Linked DNA regions of Homo sapiens: region 1 is linked to region 2. Evidence: chromatin loops called from intact Hi-C (ENCODE). Cell type or tissue: psoas muscle. All regions are shown on one strand.

Region 1 (8,000 bases), 360 kb after region 2:
CTCAATTTTAATTTCTAATATGGTAAATCACTAGATGTAATGCATGTAAACAGAAGCTCTTTGTGTCCTCAAGTTTTTGAGACTTTAAAGGGATCTCAAGGCAAAAATGTTTGAGAACTGCTGCTCTAAATCTTCCAGTTTACAGGAAATACAAAGGAACAGAGGAATGTGTTAACTTCATAGCAATTCAATGAGCAGAGTTCAAAAGTGCGAAACTTTACAAGACAAATAACTTTGCTTCTCCAAAAATTGAATTGCAAGGAAAGAAAGTGGAGAGGGAGAAACTGACAGAGTAAAAGGAATTTAAGACTCATATCATCAGCCTAGAGCGGTGGCTCATACCTATTAATAAAATCCCCCAGCACTTTGAGAGGGCAAGGCGGGAGAATCGCTTTAACCCAGGAATTCAAGACCAATTTAGGCAAATAAGAGAGACCGTCTTTACAAAAAACTACATATATATATAAAATTTATATATATAAAATATAAAATGTATATACTATATAATTATATATTAAAATTATATATTATATATAAATTATGTTATATATAAATTTTAATTATATATATATATATATAAAAGCTGGGTGTGTTGGCACATGCCTCTGGTCCCAGATACTTGGGAGATTGAGGTGGGAGGATTACTTGGGCCAGTGCATGATCACACCACTGCACTACAGCCTCATTGACAGAGCAAGACCCTGTCTCGAAAAAAGCCAGCCAGATATGAGGGCGATCTGACTGTGACATCTGTCACTCTATTGATCGCCAGGGTTGATTCGGCTGATCTGGCTAGCTAGGCAGGAGTCCCCTTCCTCCCTCACCACTCCATGTGCTTCCCTCTTGAAGCTGTGCACACTCAGTGGAAGAGGACAGCCATCCCCAATAGAGGAAGGCCAGTCTGCAGTCAAGGGTATACAAGTAGCTGCATTCCCCTACTAGAACCTCCAAACAAGCTCTCAAGGTTCATTTGTAAGAGAACGTAGGGTTCTTTGAAGTCAAGCTTCCAAGACTCCAGACACATCCAAGTGAGTTGCTGCATGTGGCAGTCTGCCTTTCTTTAAAACAAACAAACAAAACCACCAAACTTCAGGTAATAAGGCAGGTAATGTTTTACATAATGCATCTCAGTATAAAACATGCAACAATTGAATTATTTACATAGCCCAGCAGAAGCGATTCAATAGTCTGCCCTGATGTGGACTGTAAGAATGATTAGAAAAGAAGTTAAGCCTGAGAAAGGTTTGAAAGAGAGTAATAGTTTTGCTAAGTGGACAAGAGTGGAAAGGACATTCCAGGCAGAGCAGCATGTGTAAGATATACAGAAGGAAGGCAGTGAGACAGCATGGGCTGTTCAGGGAAATCAAAGCAGTCTGCTTTCAGGAGAATAAAGTAAAAAAAGCCTGTGTCCAGAAATAAGACAGGAGAACCAGGTATCATCATAAGGGCCTCATATCCCAGTACTTTTCTCTCAGCTTTCTTTTCTGATGTTAATTCTAGTAAGTTCTGTGAGGGTGTACACGGTCAGGCTCTAAGAGGCCCCCAGTGATCCCTGCATTCTGGTATTCACACCCTTGTGTAATCCTCTCCCAAAATGCACCAGGGTTGGTCTGGTCTGTGTGCCTAATAGCGATGCTAGGAACTCTGGTGGGGAATGTTGATAATGGGTGAGGCTATGCATTTGTAGAGAAAAAGGGTATATGGGAAATCTCTGTAAACATCCACTGAATTTTGTTGTGAACCTAAAACTGCTCTAAAAAATAAACTCTATTAAAAAGTATAGGGGGGTGGTATGTCACTTCCAAAATTAGGCTTAAAAAGAATCTAGCTTTTGTCTTGAGTGTTTTTCTCTCATCTTTCACACTCTGGGAAATGCAAATACATAAAAGAATATAAGAAACCCATGAACCTCCATATACCAACCATCCAGCTTCAAAAATTAACAGATTTTGTAAATTTTGTTTTATCTGTCTCCTCCCACTCTTACTTCTCCTCTCCATCACCACTGAAGTATTTTAAAGCAGATCCCAGCCATCACCTTAAAGTCATGCACTTCATTCATAACAACGTTTTGGTCATTGACAGACCACATATATGACAGTGGTCTCATAAGATTATAATACTGTGTTTTTACAGTGCCTTTTCTATGTTTAGATATGTTTAGATACACAAATCCTTACCATTGTGTTGCCTACAGTATTCAGTACAGTAAGTAATACATTGTACAAGTTTGTAGCCTAGGAGCAACAGGCTATCCCATATAGCCTAGGTATATGGTAGGCTATACCATCTAGATTTATGTAAGTACACTCCGTGATGTTTATACAAAGATGAAATCACCTAAAGACATATTTCTCAGAACATACCCCTGTCGTTAAGTGATGCATGACTGTATTTCACCCACATTTGAGTATTTAACAGATAAGGTCTAACTATAACAACATTATCACACTTGATAAAATAAACATTCCTTAATATCATCTAATACCCAATCAATGTTAAAATTCCCCTAGTTACCACTTAATTTGTTTACTATTATACTTTGAAGTTTTCTTTTTTTCCTGTCCCTTCTTTTGCTCACTTGGTCAAATTTCTATTTCGTTCCTTTGCCCTTTAATTTTAGAAATTCTTCTATAGTTTCTATTCTATTTGGTGTGTGTATCTGCACTGCAACAGATATAGTTAAACGTATTTCTCTACGAAGATACTCACATTAAGAGGCTGTTATCCATCCTGGCTACCACGGTGAAACCCCGTCTCTACTAAAAATACAAAAAAAAAAAATTAGCCGGACATAGTGGCGGGCGCCTGTAGTCCCAGCTACTCAGGAGGCTGAGGCAGGAGAATGGCGTGAATCCAGGAGGTAGAGCTCGCAGTGAGCCAAGATCACGCCACTGCACTCCAGCCTGGGCGACAGAGGAAGACTCCGTCTCAAAAAAAAAAAAAAAAAAAAAGAGGCTGTTAGAAATACTTCATAGGTGCTCTATAGCACCCAGTCATAACATACGTGATACCTAGACAGCCCGTGTTTAGAGATACTAACAGTGGGTAGTGGCCTCGGGTGTTATCAGCTAGCTCCATTATAAAATACTCCATCAATCTTTCACCTAAGGGTTTAAGCAGATACTAATGATTGATGCTTACATCTATTATTTCACTGAGAGTTATAAATGATGCCTTCTCATTCCTTTGCATTTATCAGCTGAAATATATCTAAAAAACTTACCTTGATCAGCTATTTGATTATCTTGAAATATAATTTATACTAGAAAGTAGAAAATGTTTGCTTCTCCCCTTTACCAATTTTCAGAACTTGATTCTGCAGCAACCTCCAAAAGTAACACCAATTTCTAAAATTTTGTTTAGTATTAGTATGAGCTCATAAATTATTTTTACTTTAATATTGATATAAATAAATTTTTATATATTCAATCAATTACACTTTTTCCTTTTGATATGTGAATTGTCTCACCTTTGGCAAGTAGGGTCCCCCTTCATTTTGGCTCCTAGCCTTTTGACACAACTGTTGATAGCTATCTTGCTTTTCTGATATATGAAAGGTTATTTTTATACATTTCTTGTCCCAAACCTGAAATCAGCCCTTCCTCAAGAAGTTTTAGCTCCTTTTAGTGGGAAATACTTATAGAACATAATCTGTGTGTTAGTAATGTTCATTGTTAATGGCTTTTTACTGCTTCCGGGCCTCTCCAGTAAACAAAGCTATGTGTTTTTTAGCAAATCATGAATAACCTCAGTAGATGCCGAAAAAAAATTTTGACAAAGTGCAACACCTATTCATAATAAAACCCCTCAACAAACTAGGAATAGAAAGGATCATTCTTAACTTGATAAATGACATCTATGAAAAAACCTACAGCCAACATCATATTTAATTGTAAAAGACATGATGCTTTCCTACTAAAAACAAGACGAAAATGTATATTCTTACCAGTTCTATTCACCATTGTACTGGAGATTCTAGCCAAGGCAATTCAGCAAGAAAAAGAAACAAAAGATTAAAAATTAAGAAATAAAACTGTCTTTATTCACAGATGATATGAATTTTTTATGTAGAAAATCCTAAAGAATTCAGTGAAAAAAAACTACTAAAATAAGCTCAGCAAAGTCACAGGATACAAGAGCAATATACAAAATCACTTGTATTTCTATATGCTAGCAACAAACAATTTGAAAATGAAATTAAGAAAACAATTCCATTCTCAATAGATCTAAAATAATAAAATATTTAAAGATTAAATAAATGGAAAAACATCCTGCTCATAGATTAGAAGATTTACTATCATTATGGCAACACTCCCCAAACTGCCCTATGAATTCAACACAATCATTATCAAAATCCCAGGAAGTTTTTTTTTTTTTTGGCAACAATTGACAAGCTGATCCTAAAATTCTTATGGAAATACAAAAGACGCAGCCAAATAACCTTGGGAAAAAAACAAAGTTGAAGGTCTCACACTTCCTGATTTCAAAACTCACTACAAAGCTATAGTAATTGAGACAGTGTCGTACTGGCATAAGAAGTGACAAGTAGATCAATGAAATAGAAAGTCCAGAAATAAACCCAAACATCCATGAAATACTGATTTTTGAAAAAAAGTGACAAGACACTTCAATAGGAAAAAAAGTCTGTTCAACAAGTGGTGCTGAAGCAAATGAATATCCATGTGCAAAAGGATGAATTTGGACCCCTACCTCACACCATACACAAAATTTAACTCAAAATGACAGACCTAATTTTCTAATTAGAAAATCCTGAGAAGAAAACAAAAGTAAACCTTTAGGACCTGAGGTTAATCAATGATTTATTAGATTCAACACCAAAAGTACAAGCAATAAAAGAACAAAAATTGGTCAGACTTAATGAAAATTTAAAACTTTTGCACTTTAAAAATAAGAGTTAATTCTGATATTCCCAATTAAATGTAATATTAGAGTTTTTACTTACTTGATTTTATAATTGTGTATCTTTTACACTGATGATCTCTCTTTTTTTTTTTAATGTCACCCAGGCTGGAATGCAGTGGCACAATCTTGGTTCACTGCAATCTCCACCTCCCAGGCTCAAGTGATCCTCCCACCCCAGCCTCCTGAGTAGATGGCACTACAGGCATGTGCCACCATGCCTGGCTAATTTTTTGTATTTTTATAGAGACAGGGTTTCACCATGTTGCCCAGGCTGGTCTCGAACTTCCAACCTCAGATGATCCACCCACCTCGGCCTCCCAAAGTGCTGGAATTACAGGCATGAGCCACCATGCCCAGCCTACACTGAAAATCTGAATTCTTACACACGTTACCATATTATAAATAGGCCGAAATAATAATAGCTACATTATTAAGACAACTGAATGTGATTTAAAATTTATTTGCTGCTCTTCTTTTTCTAGGATGGAGCCTGCTAGAATATACAACCAAAATACCACAAATTTAAAGATACTAAAAATTTAAAGATACACAAATTTAATGATACTCCAGGCTGGGTGCAGTGGCTCCTGCCTGCAATCCCAGCACTTTGGGAGGCCAAGAGGGGAGGATCACTTGAGCCCAGGAGTTCAAGACTAGCCTGGGCAACACAGCAAGACCCCAACTCTAAAAAAAAAAAAATTATCAAAAAAAAGAAAAAAGGCCAGACATGGTGTTACACACCTGTAGTCCAGCTACTCAGGAAGCTGGGGCAAGAAGACCACTTTAGCCCAAGAGTTTGAGCCCAGCCTAAGCAACACAGCAAGATCCCATCTCTAAAATAAAAATATAAAGGCCAAGTGTGGTGGCTCACGTCCATAATCCTAGCATTTGGGGAGGCCAAGGCAGGAGGATTGTTTGAGCCTCGGCTCAGGTGGGAAGGGTTAAAGACCAGCCTGGGCAATATACTGAAACCCCATCTCTACCAAAAATACAAAAAATTAGCTGGGCATTATTGCATGCACCTGTAGTCCGAGCTACTTGGGAGGCTGAGGAGGGAGGATGGTTTGAGCCCAGGAGGCAGAGGCTACAGTGAGCTGAGATCATGCCACTGCACTCCAGCCTGGGCAACAGAGCCAGACCCTGTCTCAAAATAAAATAAAAGTAAATTAAATTAAAATAGATACTGAAAAAAATTTGTGTGGGCTGGGAACAGTGGCTCATGCCTGTAATACCAGCACTTTGGGAGGCCAATGCAGGAGGATCGCTTGAGCCCAGGAGAACAGCTTGAACAACATAGGGAGACCTCATCTCTACAAAAATTAAAAAATTAGCCAGGCTTGGTGGCAATATGCCTGTGGTCTCAGCTACTTGGAAGGCTGAGTTTGGAGGATTGTTTGGGCCAGGGAGGTCAAGGCTGCAGTGAACTGTGATTGTGCCACTGCACTCTAGCCTGGACAACAGAGCAAGACCGTGTCTCAAAAAAGAATAAAAAAACTTGTGTGATTATGCCATGAACTTAATACAGTTAGGCTCATTTTTTTTTAATTGCTAAGGATTGCTTTGTTTTTTCCTTTTGTTCTAATTTTCTTTCATAATTATACAAAACACTTACATGGTTCTAAACTATTAAAAAGGAACATTCAGGTAAATCTTAACTTTCATTCCTGTCCCCTCTACTCTGTTCCTTCCTTCTCCCTATAAGTAAATACAGTTATAAGTTTGTGGTTTATCCTTTCATTGTTTTTTGAAAGCATAAGGAAATACACTCATATCTCCCTCATTCCTTACATAAAAAGTACAATACTCTACATTCTGTCCACATACATTGCTCTTTCACATAACAGTACATCTTGGAGATCACTCCATGGGAGTAAAGAGATATCTTCCCCAATCCTTTTTATAGCTGCATAGTAGTAATTCATTTTGCAGCTATACCAGGCCTGATGAGCATCTGAGTTGTTTTTAGTCTTGCTATTACAAATACTATTGTAATAAGTAACCTTGTACATGCTTCATTTCATATTTTTTTGCCAGTGAATTTTTGGGACAGAATCCTAGAAGTGGAATTGCTAATCAAAGGGTGACTGCACACATAGTTTTGTTTAATATTGCTAACTTCTTCTCCATTAGGGTTTTATCATTTGCAATAACCTTTTAACTGTTTCCCTTCTTCCACTCTTGTCTACCTACACCCATTCTCCCTCATATCTTATAAAATCCTATAAAATACTAATTGAATCATATTACTCTCTTACTTAAAATCTTTCAGTGGCTTCCCATTGCATTTAGAATAAAATCCAATCTCTTCACACTATAAAAACTTAGATGATAGAGCTCCTGCCTCTGTATCAAGTTAGGATTAAGTTTGACTATGAGCAAGAAAGACCCAAAATGACAACAGCTAAAACAAGAGAGAAGTTTACTTCTCTGACAAGTAAGTCTAGAGGAAGACTGCCCAAGGCTGGCACTGGAGTTCACCTTCAAGAAAACCTCAGGGCACAAGCTCCTCCCAGGCCATGCTCTGTCATCCCTAGGACTTGTTCCTCAACCCCAAGACCTAAGAGAATAGCTATAGTACTAGTCATAATATCAATGTTCCAGGCAGCAAAGTTGGAAGAAGGGAAAAGTAAGAAAAGGGGGAAGGGGTACATGCCAGTTGTTTTTTATTATAGGTAAGATTTCTGGAAGCTCTATATGACACTTCAATTTGTATCCCAAATCAGAACATATTCATATGACTATACCTACCTACGAGGAAGGCTGGAAAATATCATCTTTATTCTGGGCAGCCAGGTGCCCTAGCCAAAAATTGGGACATTTTATGCCATGGAAGAAGTCTTTGCTGCACAACCTATTCAGTTTCAGCTCATAATAGGCCATACACCCTTATTCACTATGCTCTAGCCAAAAAACTTCCTTTGTTCTTCAAAGCAGCCAAACTCTTACCTATCTCAAGGTTTCTCCTGCCTAGCACACCCTTCCTCAGATCTTCACATGGCTGGTTCCAACTCATCATTCAGGACTCAGTTCAAAAGGTCACTTCCTCAGACAGACCTTCTTTGACTACTGTATGA
Region 2 (8,000 bases):
AACTACACTGACAGTGTAAAGAATGTCATCGGGAAAAAAGAGAGACATGAGATTTTTCTACCATGTATGAAGTCGTTTTGACAGAAAAATGAAACCTGACTCTGATAAGTCTCTAGAGTCAACTATAATCATGCATCCCTTAACGACAGCAATACATTCTGAGAAATGTGTTATTAGGTGATTTCATTGTGTAAATATCACAGAGTGTACTTACACAACCTGGATGGTATAATCTACTACACACTTAGGCTATATGGTACAGCCTATTGCTCCCAGACTACAAACCTGTACAGCATGTTACTGTACTGAAAACTGTAGGCGACTGTAACACAATAGTGTGTATTGCAACATATCTAAACATAGAAAAGGTAATGTGTTGTGCTACCATGTTACAATGGCTACATAACTAAGCAATGGGAATCTTTCAACTCCATTATAATCTTTTTTTTTTTTTTTTTGAGATAGAATCTTGCTTTGTTGCCCAAGCTGAAGTGGTGCGATCTTGGCTCACTGCAACCTTCACCTCCCAGGTTCAAGCGATTCCTGCCTCAGCCTCCCAAGCAGCTGGGATTACAGGCACCCGCCACCACACCCGGCTACTTTTTTTATTTTAGTAAAGACAATGTTTTGCCATGTTAGCCAGGCTGGTCTCCAACTCCTGGCCTCAAGTGATCCACCCGCCTCAGCCTCCCAAAGTGCTGGGATTACAGGCGTGAGCCACCACGCCCGACCTCTATTATAATCTTATGGGACTACCATCCATAATGGTTCATCGTTGACAGAATATTTTGTTATGAGGGGCATGACTGTACTAATTTACAAGAAACAGAAAATGGAGGATACTGTTACAGAGGACCACAGGCATCCAATCCATAAAAATCTACAGGACAAAGTACTCAGTTTTTCAACTGATTGCCAGGATAACAAAACAGAGAGGGACATGGAAGGGGAATCTATGGAATAAAAGATTTAAGAGAAAAAGGAACCAACTATAATATGTGCAGCTGATTTTTATCTTAATTCAAACAAGCTGTAAAAATTGTGCATATGCATTTATGAGATAATTATAAATTTAAATACTGACTAGTTTATGATATTAATGAATTATTGCTAATGTTAGTTGAATTTATTGTTTTGTGGTTACTTTTTAAAAAGGAATTATTATCTATAGAACTACATATTGAAATATTTGCAGATGAAATAACATATTGGCTGGGAGCAGTGGCTCATGCCTGTAATTCCAGCAATTTGGGAGGCCAAGGCAGGAGGATCACCTGAGGTCAGGAATTCGAGACCAGCCTGGCCAACATGGTGAAACCCCGTATCTACTAAAAATACAAAACTTGTGGCCAGGCATGGTGGCAGGTGCCTGTAATCCCAGCTATTCGGGAGTCTGAGGCAGGAGAATTTATTGAATCTGGGAGGCGGAGGTTGCAGTGAGCCGAGATTGTGCCACTGCACTCCAGCCTGGGTGACAGAGCAAGACTCTGTCTAAGGAAAAAAAAAAAGAAAGAAAGAAAGAAATAACATATCAAATTTGCTCCAAAATAATACAGGAGAGAGGATATGTGTAAAACAAAATCAGGCCACATGCTGCTAATTGTTAAAGCTGGACAAAAAGTACATGGGGACTTATTACACTATTATCTCTACTTGTATGTATCTTTGAAATTTTTTTCATGTTAAAACATTTCTTTAAAAAAAAAGAGTATTATGAAAGTATCTGGTTTCTACGAAAAATGATTATTTTTCCAAAAGAGAGAAAAGACTGGCCCCCCTCTTTCTTGTATTTCCTCACCTCTCCAAATAATCTGCTCACATTTGTCACACTTAGACATGTGCTCCCGACCCAAACAGAAAAGAAAAAGTAACCAGAATTCTTGTAGCATCTGTTAGGTGCTAAATAAGTAGAAAGAGTTCTAGTTTAAAATGTGTGACATTCACTTGTGAAGACAGAGAAGCTGAGAGGGGACCCCGTCCTTTGTTAGATGCTGCTCTGCTCATTCTCCATGGCTCTTGGAAACAAGAGCCCAAAGAGAAACTGGTCCTCAAGAGACAGATCCAAGACTGAGCACAGGCTACGCCACAACCTCCACCAGCTGTGGGAAAAGACCATGTGGGGTGTGAATGGCAGCACCCAGCACTGTGCCTGCCGCGTGGTGGCGCTTTATAAATGTTTGAGAAGGGAGAGAGGAAGTTGATTTAGTGGGTTTAGTTTTTAATTGGGTCTGAATAAAAGGTGAGCTTTTGCAATATCCTCTAATCCCCCTCATATATCCTTGTTGCAGAAGGAAAAGTTGAGTGAGAATGTAATTGCCAAGACCCCTTAAAGTGACATTGGTCATAGCAAATGTAGCAGCTTCCTGCCTTACTAAGAACTTTTAGGACGTGCTGGGCTGACGCTGTCAGCTGCTGCTTTGTAAAAATAAGCCCTATAATTAGATTGCTACTCCTTATGAAGCCCACTCAAGTGCTATCCTTTATTTTTAACCTTTATCACAGTCCTCAAGACAGAGTGTGTAGGGCCTCGCCCACAGCTGCTGAGTCAAACCCCAGCAGGCTCCACCCTTCCTGCTCCCAGCTGCATTCCGCTAAAAAAAGGCCTGCCAGCAGCCTACGCAATGGAACGCGGGGTCTAAGCACACAGACGGTTGCAGGGAATCTAATATCCAGGCAGCACTGAGAAAGAACAGCTGCGCCAAATTTGAATCTTCTTTATTTACTCAGCCAGGCAGCTAACACACACAAATAACATTGTTTCATCTTGAATGCACAGAATTCACAACTGCCTTCTTAGCTCACTCCTGTTGCTCAACAATCCTTTTTTACACTTGCATGTTTAATGTAAATAACTTTCACAGAGTCTTCCACTTTCTCTGTATCGATATTACGAACCTGTTGGCATAGTTAGTTGAGACAATAAACATTTAATAATCTTGTGGGTCAGGAGTGGGAATGCCAGAGGAATGCTTATAGCAAAGTCAAGGGAAAGTATTATAGGGCAAAGGGATGTAATGGGGATTTCATTATATTTTGTTGCTTTCTTTTTTGTTGCTTATAACTTGGTATTCACATTCTCTAACAGATTCTTTGAAAAAGTGTGTGCATAGCAAATAGGGCTCCATTTAAATGGACACATTAGGGTGAAGGGTCTATAGAGTTGTTCACTGCAGGAATTAATGTCATACTCTGTCTGCACAAATAATTGTATTAGGTGACAGGCAATACCAACGTTTATATAATTTGTGCTATATATAGCAGATGTAACTCAGAGGCTGTGTACTTAATCCTATAAAAATCTCAACATAAGACACTCTTCCTCCAGTGCCCACAGATCCCACAAACCCTTTGCATTCTAATTAAAGCTCTGCTGGGGTTAAGGCTAATTGGTAATAAAACCCAGGCCTGTGAGAAAGCCTTTCTGTAAAACAAAGAATCCATTTGTCATGCAAATAAGCAGCCTCCAAAGTGGTAAATTTGAATTTTGAATGTTCACCTGTTATCTTAACATTTCTTAGAATGTGGTTCAGCCAGTAATTGCTAGATCATTATTTTCCAGTTTTCCTCATTGCCATCCTTCAAAGAGCTAAAGGGCATGTTATTTGTATTGTTAAATTAATATTTTGTTGTTGTAGACCTAAAGTAAATGAATCACTGTAGTTGTCTTTGGTTTTCTTTGGAGAATGTGTTTGCATTCTAAATATTTTCCAATACAATAATTTCTTTGAGAAAATTTGTCGGTTTCCTTAAATAATAATCTTCAGGTTAGGCTTGAAATTCAAAAGTATGGTGGTTCCTTCCTGATGAAGGTCCTTAAAGGTCTTTACACTCCATTCTTGAGGAAGTTTCTGGGCACTAGAGGGCGCTCTCAGCACACTGGGACGGGATTTGTTAGTTGCACAGAATTAAGAGCCATGCGCTGATTGTTGGGCCTTGGGCCCTGCTGGGGGCCCAAAATCAGCCTGCAGAAAGAAGCCACCTCCGTGAGCCTGCATTGGCTCTCAACTGCAAAGTGCCAATTCATCTGCCTTCAGTGAACCAACTGACCAAACCAACTGCTGAGCTTTCTCCCCCAGGGGAAAGGCTGGCTGCTACAAAGATTCTTTTTTACTCATTTCTGAATAAAATATTTCATGGTCAACAATTGTTTTCACATGCACTACCTTGCCTGCTGTCCTTCACTGACAACATTTCAGGGTCTCGCAAGGCATGGAATACAATGCATGTTCAGGACTGCAACCTGATGGTGATGTGTAATGAAGTTTAGTGTTGGATTTCGATCTTGGCCAAATGGTGACTCCTTGGTGACAGGTCATGTGCTTACTTCCTCAGCAGATGAGTTCTCCTCCAGCCTCACTTGTGACCAATGATGTATCATGAACACAGGCTGGTGCTGAAGCTCAGTATGTAGCCCCCTTGGCTAGAATACACACTTGATAATAGTAGCAAAGTGAAATCAGCAGAGTGTAGCAATGCCCTGAGAGGACCTAAAAGAACTGGGTGAAGGAGGCCTTAAGGATTGACAACTAATACCTAATGGCTAAGACCTAAGAGGGTAGAAGCAGAAGAGGTCCTCCACAATTAGCATTTGGCACGTAATAATGTGAAGCAAGACACATCACTTCCTAGTAATATGCTATAAACAGGTGATAAAGGGCGAGGGGTTGCTCCCCAGTGAGGAATCCAGTCCAAACCCAGAGACCAGCTCACAGCCACCCGAGTCCAAAACAACTAGATCTTTGTTAGACAATTGCCATCCAAACCAGAGTGTTATGAAATGAATTGTGTACCTCCACCCTTCAAATTCATATGTTGAAGTCCTAATCCCCAATGTATTTGTATTTAGAAACAGAGCCTTTATGGAAATAATTAAAGATAAATGAGTTCATAAGGGTAGGGCCCTAATCCAGTAGGACTGGTGACCTTATAGAAAGAGAACGAGACACCAAAGATCTCTCTCCACAAACGCACACAGATGAAAGGCCTTGTCTATGTGAGCACACAGTGAGAAGGTTGCCTTACTAGAAACCAACCCTGCTGGCACCCTGATCTTGGACTTCTAGACTCTAGAACTGTAAGAAAATAATGTCTGTTGTTTAAGCCACCCAGTCTGTGTACATTCTTTTATGGCAACCCAAGCAGACTAATAAACAAGAGGTTATGGCAACACTGACAAAATTCTTGAGGGATCTTTGAGGAATACAGAACTCTCCTGAAAAAAAAAAAATGAAGGAGCATTAAAAACCAGTTTTAGGTGTTTTACCTATAATCTACCTTGTTCATGTAAAAACGACAGCAATTTCTTAGGTAAATTTTGTGCAAATATCCCATTTCATCAAATCTAAGAAACCAATGCTTATAAGGCATTACTGTATTTGCTATTAAGAGAAGAAAAGTGACAATTGTTATGCTCCATGTATTGTAAGACAGTTTTTATTTCAAAGACGGTAAAATGTGAAAATATGTATGTATGTACATATACACATATACGTAACATATACATATACATCTTAGCATTGATTGGTAAGATTAACTCAATGTTTATTGACCCATTTGCCAGGAACTTTTTGCCTATACTAGACACTGGGAAAATAAAAATAAGCAAACAAGATGTCAAGTCTCAGGAGTACTAATTCACTAACCCTTTGAAGGCACAGAAATATAAATGTATTGTGGCAGTCCCCAAGACTCCTCGTATTACGCTGCCCTTTTAGGCCATCTAAAGTAGTCACAATAAGGAGTGTTGTCTCAAGTGCCCCAAACACAGTGTGCTCTTAATCTGAAATTTACTCATATACAGACTTGCAGTATAGTCTTAAGGGTGGCAGCTAGGTACAATAATTCTACCCCCGAACAAGGAATAAATAAGTAAACAAACATCTCTTAAGAAATTGACTCTTGGCCAGGCGAGATGGTTCACACCTGTAATCCCAGCACTTTGGGATGCCAGGGTTGGTGGAACTCTTGAGTCCAGGAGTTCCAAACCAGCCTGGGCAACATGGCGAAACCCTATCTCTACAAAAAATACAAAAAAAAAAAAATACTTGGCTATGGTGGCATGCACCTGTAGACCCAGCTACTAGGGAGGCAGAGGTGGGAGGATCACCTGAGCCTGGGGAGATCAAGGCTGCAGTGAGCTATGATCATGCCTCTGCACCCCAGCCTGGGCAACAAAGTGAGACTTCGTCTCAAAAAAAAATAAAAGAAACTGACTGACTCAACTTTCGATCCACCACAAAGACTTCCAAGTTGTTACGGGTTGAATTTTGTCCCCTCAAAATTCATACATTGAAGTCCTATCTCCCCAGTACCTCTGAATATGGCCTTATTTGGAAATAGGGTTGTTGCAGATGTAGTCAGTTAAGATGAGATCATATCCGAGTAAAATAGCCCCTAATTCAGTAAGGCTGGTGTCCTTATAAGGGGGAATTTGGACACAGGCATATGTAAAAGGAGAATGCCAAGTGAAGATGAGTTATGCTGCCACAAGCTACAGAATGCCAAAGATTACCAGCAAGCCACCCCAAAGCTAAGGGAGAAACATGAAACAGACTCTCCCTCACAGCCCTCAGAAGGAGCCAACCTGGCTAACACTTTGTTCTCACACCTCTAGCCACCAGAATCATAAGACACACTTTTCTGCAGTGTCATCTGCTCAGTTTGTGGTATTTTCTTACAGCATCCCTAGAAAACTAATGCACAGTTGTTTTAAATTACTTTACCTTCCCTTATATTTTCTTGTCTTGTATCTAATTAGGATATTACAAGTGCATGTTAACTGTTATTATGATGTAGGTGCTTTTTTGTCCCTATTGAACCTCATACAATTTATCCTAAAGCATTTTCTAAACTTCTTTTTACACGAAAGATCACTTAGGAGACCTGGCAGAAAAGTGAGCAAGTGAGACTGGTAAGTGAGCAATCAGTGGGTTAACCTTTCACCTTTTTCATCACCAAGTGCCAAATCAAAAGAAGATGCCAGTGAGGCATAGCATTGGAGTAGAGTGAACAATGGGTGCAAACAGATGAGAGTTCATGGATGTGCTGGGGAATGTGTTATCCACGTTACTTGGTAGTTTTCTAAAAGTTACCATTCAACATTTGGGAGGTTTGAGGGTCATGAAATGGGAGTGGCTACAAAAGTGTGCAAGGTATTCGATGCCATGGAGACCAAATGCCAGCAAAGACACTCCTCTGCAGAGGCCGGAACCATAATACCATCTGGGTAATTGAGATACAGTGTCTAAAGAGAATGGTGAATGTAACTGTGGATCACGCAGGATTTTAGTTGAGGAAATCTGATTTGGCAGACAGAAGAATATCCAGAGAAATTCTCAGTGTCAGATGTGCTCTTGACTGGGAGAGAAATCTAATGCCCCATGGGACAAAATAGTGAAACACTGAAGAAAGAAAGAGGATCACAGCCAAATGGCCTAGGATTCATCTCTGGTGAAAAACTGGAGTGCTGGGCATGAATAATACTGAGGTTCCACCTATGAGCTGGCCCATGAAAACAGGACAGGGGCAACCAATGGAAGGCTGAGGGGACTGCTGCAACTCTCAGCTTCGTGGTCACTCATGACCATATCTGATAGTCCTGATCCTATCTTGCTGGTAAGCAGTAAAGCCAAGTCTTTTGGACAATGGCATCAAAAACCCCTATATAGATGGACCCAGAAAGTGATGGGAGACAGGCTTTACCTACTAGAGATACTCATCAATAGATATGACCCAGAGAGCTGGAAAAGAACAAAAGGAGCAAATAAGAACATTCTAAAACTTACTAAATAACTGAGCTATTTATTAGTTTACGCTCTGGACTGAATTGTGTCCTCCCAAAGTTCATGTGTTGCACTCCTAACCCCCAGTGTGGCTGTATTTGGTGTAAGGATGTAACTGATGTTAAATGGGATCATAAAGGTAGACCCCAATGAAATAGGATTAGTGTCCTTATAAGAGGAGACACCAGCGAGCTTACTCTCTCTCCCTGCCGCATGAGC

The links. A loop is a pair of places that touch in the nucleus more often than their neighbours do. Peaks named below come from ENCODE experiments on the same cell type or tissue, not always from the same donor. Only the 100,000 strongest peaks of a DNase experiment are listed, where the experiment ranks them.
Region 1: it touches region 2 in a loop (2.2-fold over the local background); 2 of 110 quality-filtered maps call a loop at or near these places.

What each region holds. Positions count from the first base shown.
Region 1 is chr1:173,790,826-173,798,825 of GRCh38, forward strand. It overlaps the pseudogene RN7SKP160. Among named protein-coding and RNA genes, the nearest start is that of DARS2, 30 kb to the right of the region's middle. RefSeq lists a silencer at 7,732-7,932. In psoas muscle, no CTCF peak of the experiment used is centred here; no DNase peak of the experiment used is centred here.
Region 2 is chr1:173,427,513-173,435,512 of GRCh38, forward strand. All of the region lies in intron 1 of PRDX6-AS1 (PRDX6 antisense RNA 1), which reads right to left. The region is part of intron 2 of LOC100506023 (a long non-coding RNA gene); the gene reads right to left. It also overlaps a transcript of TNFSF4 not described here. Among named protein-coding and RNA genes, the nearest start is that of PRDX6-AS1, 30 kb to the right of the region's middle. RefSeq lists an enhancer at 3,758-4,052. In psoas muscle, CTCF peaks have their summits at 2,165 and 3,858 (motif pointing right); DNase peaks (open chromatin) are centred at 2,129, 2,589 and 3,889; H3K4me3 peaks cover 1,432 bases; H3K27ac peaks cover 2,771 bases.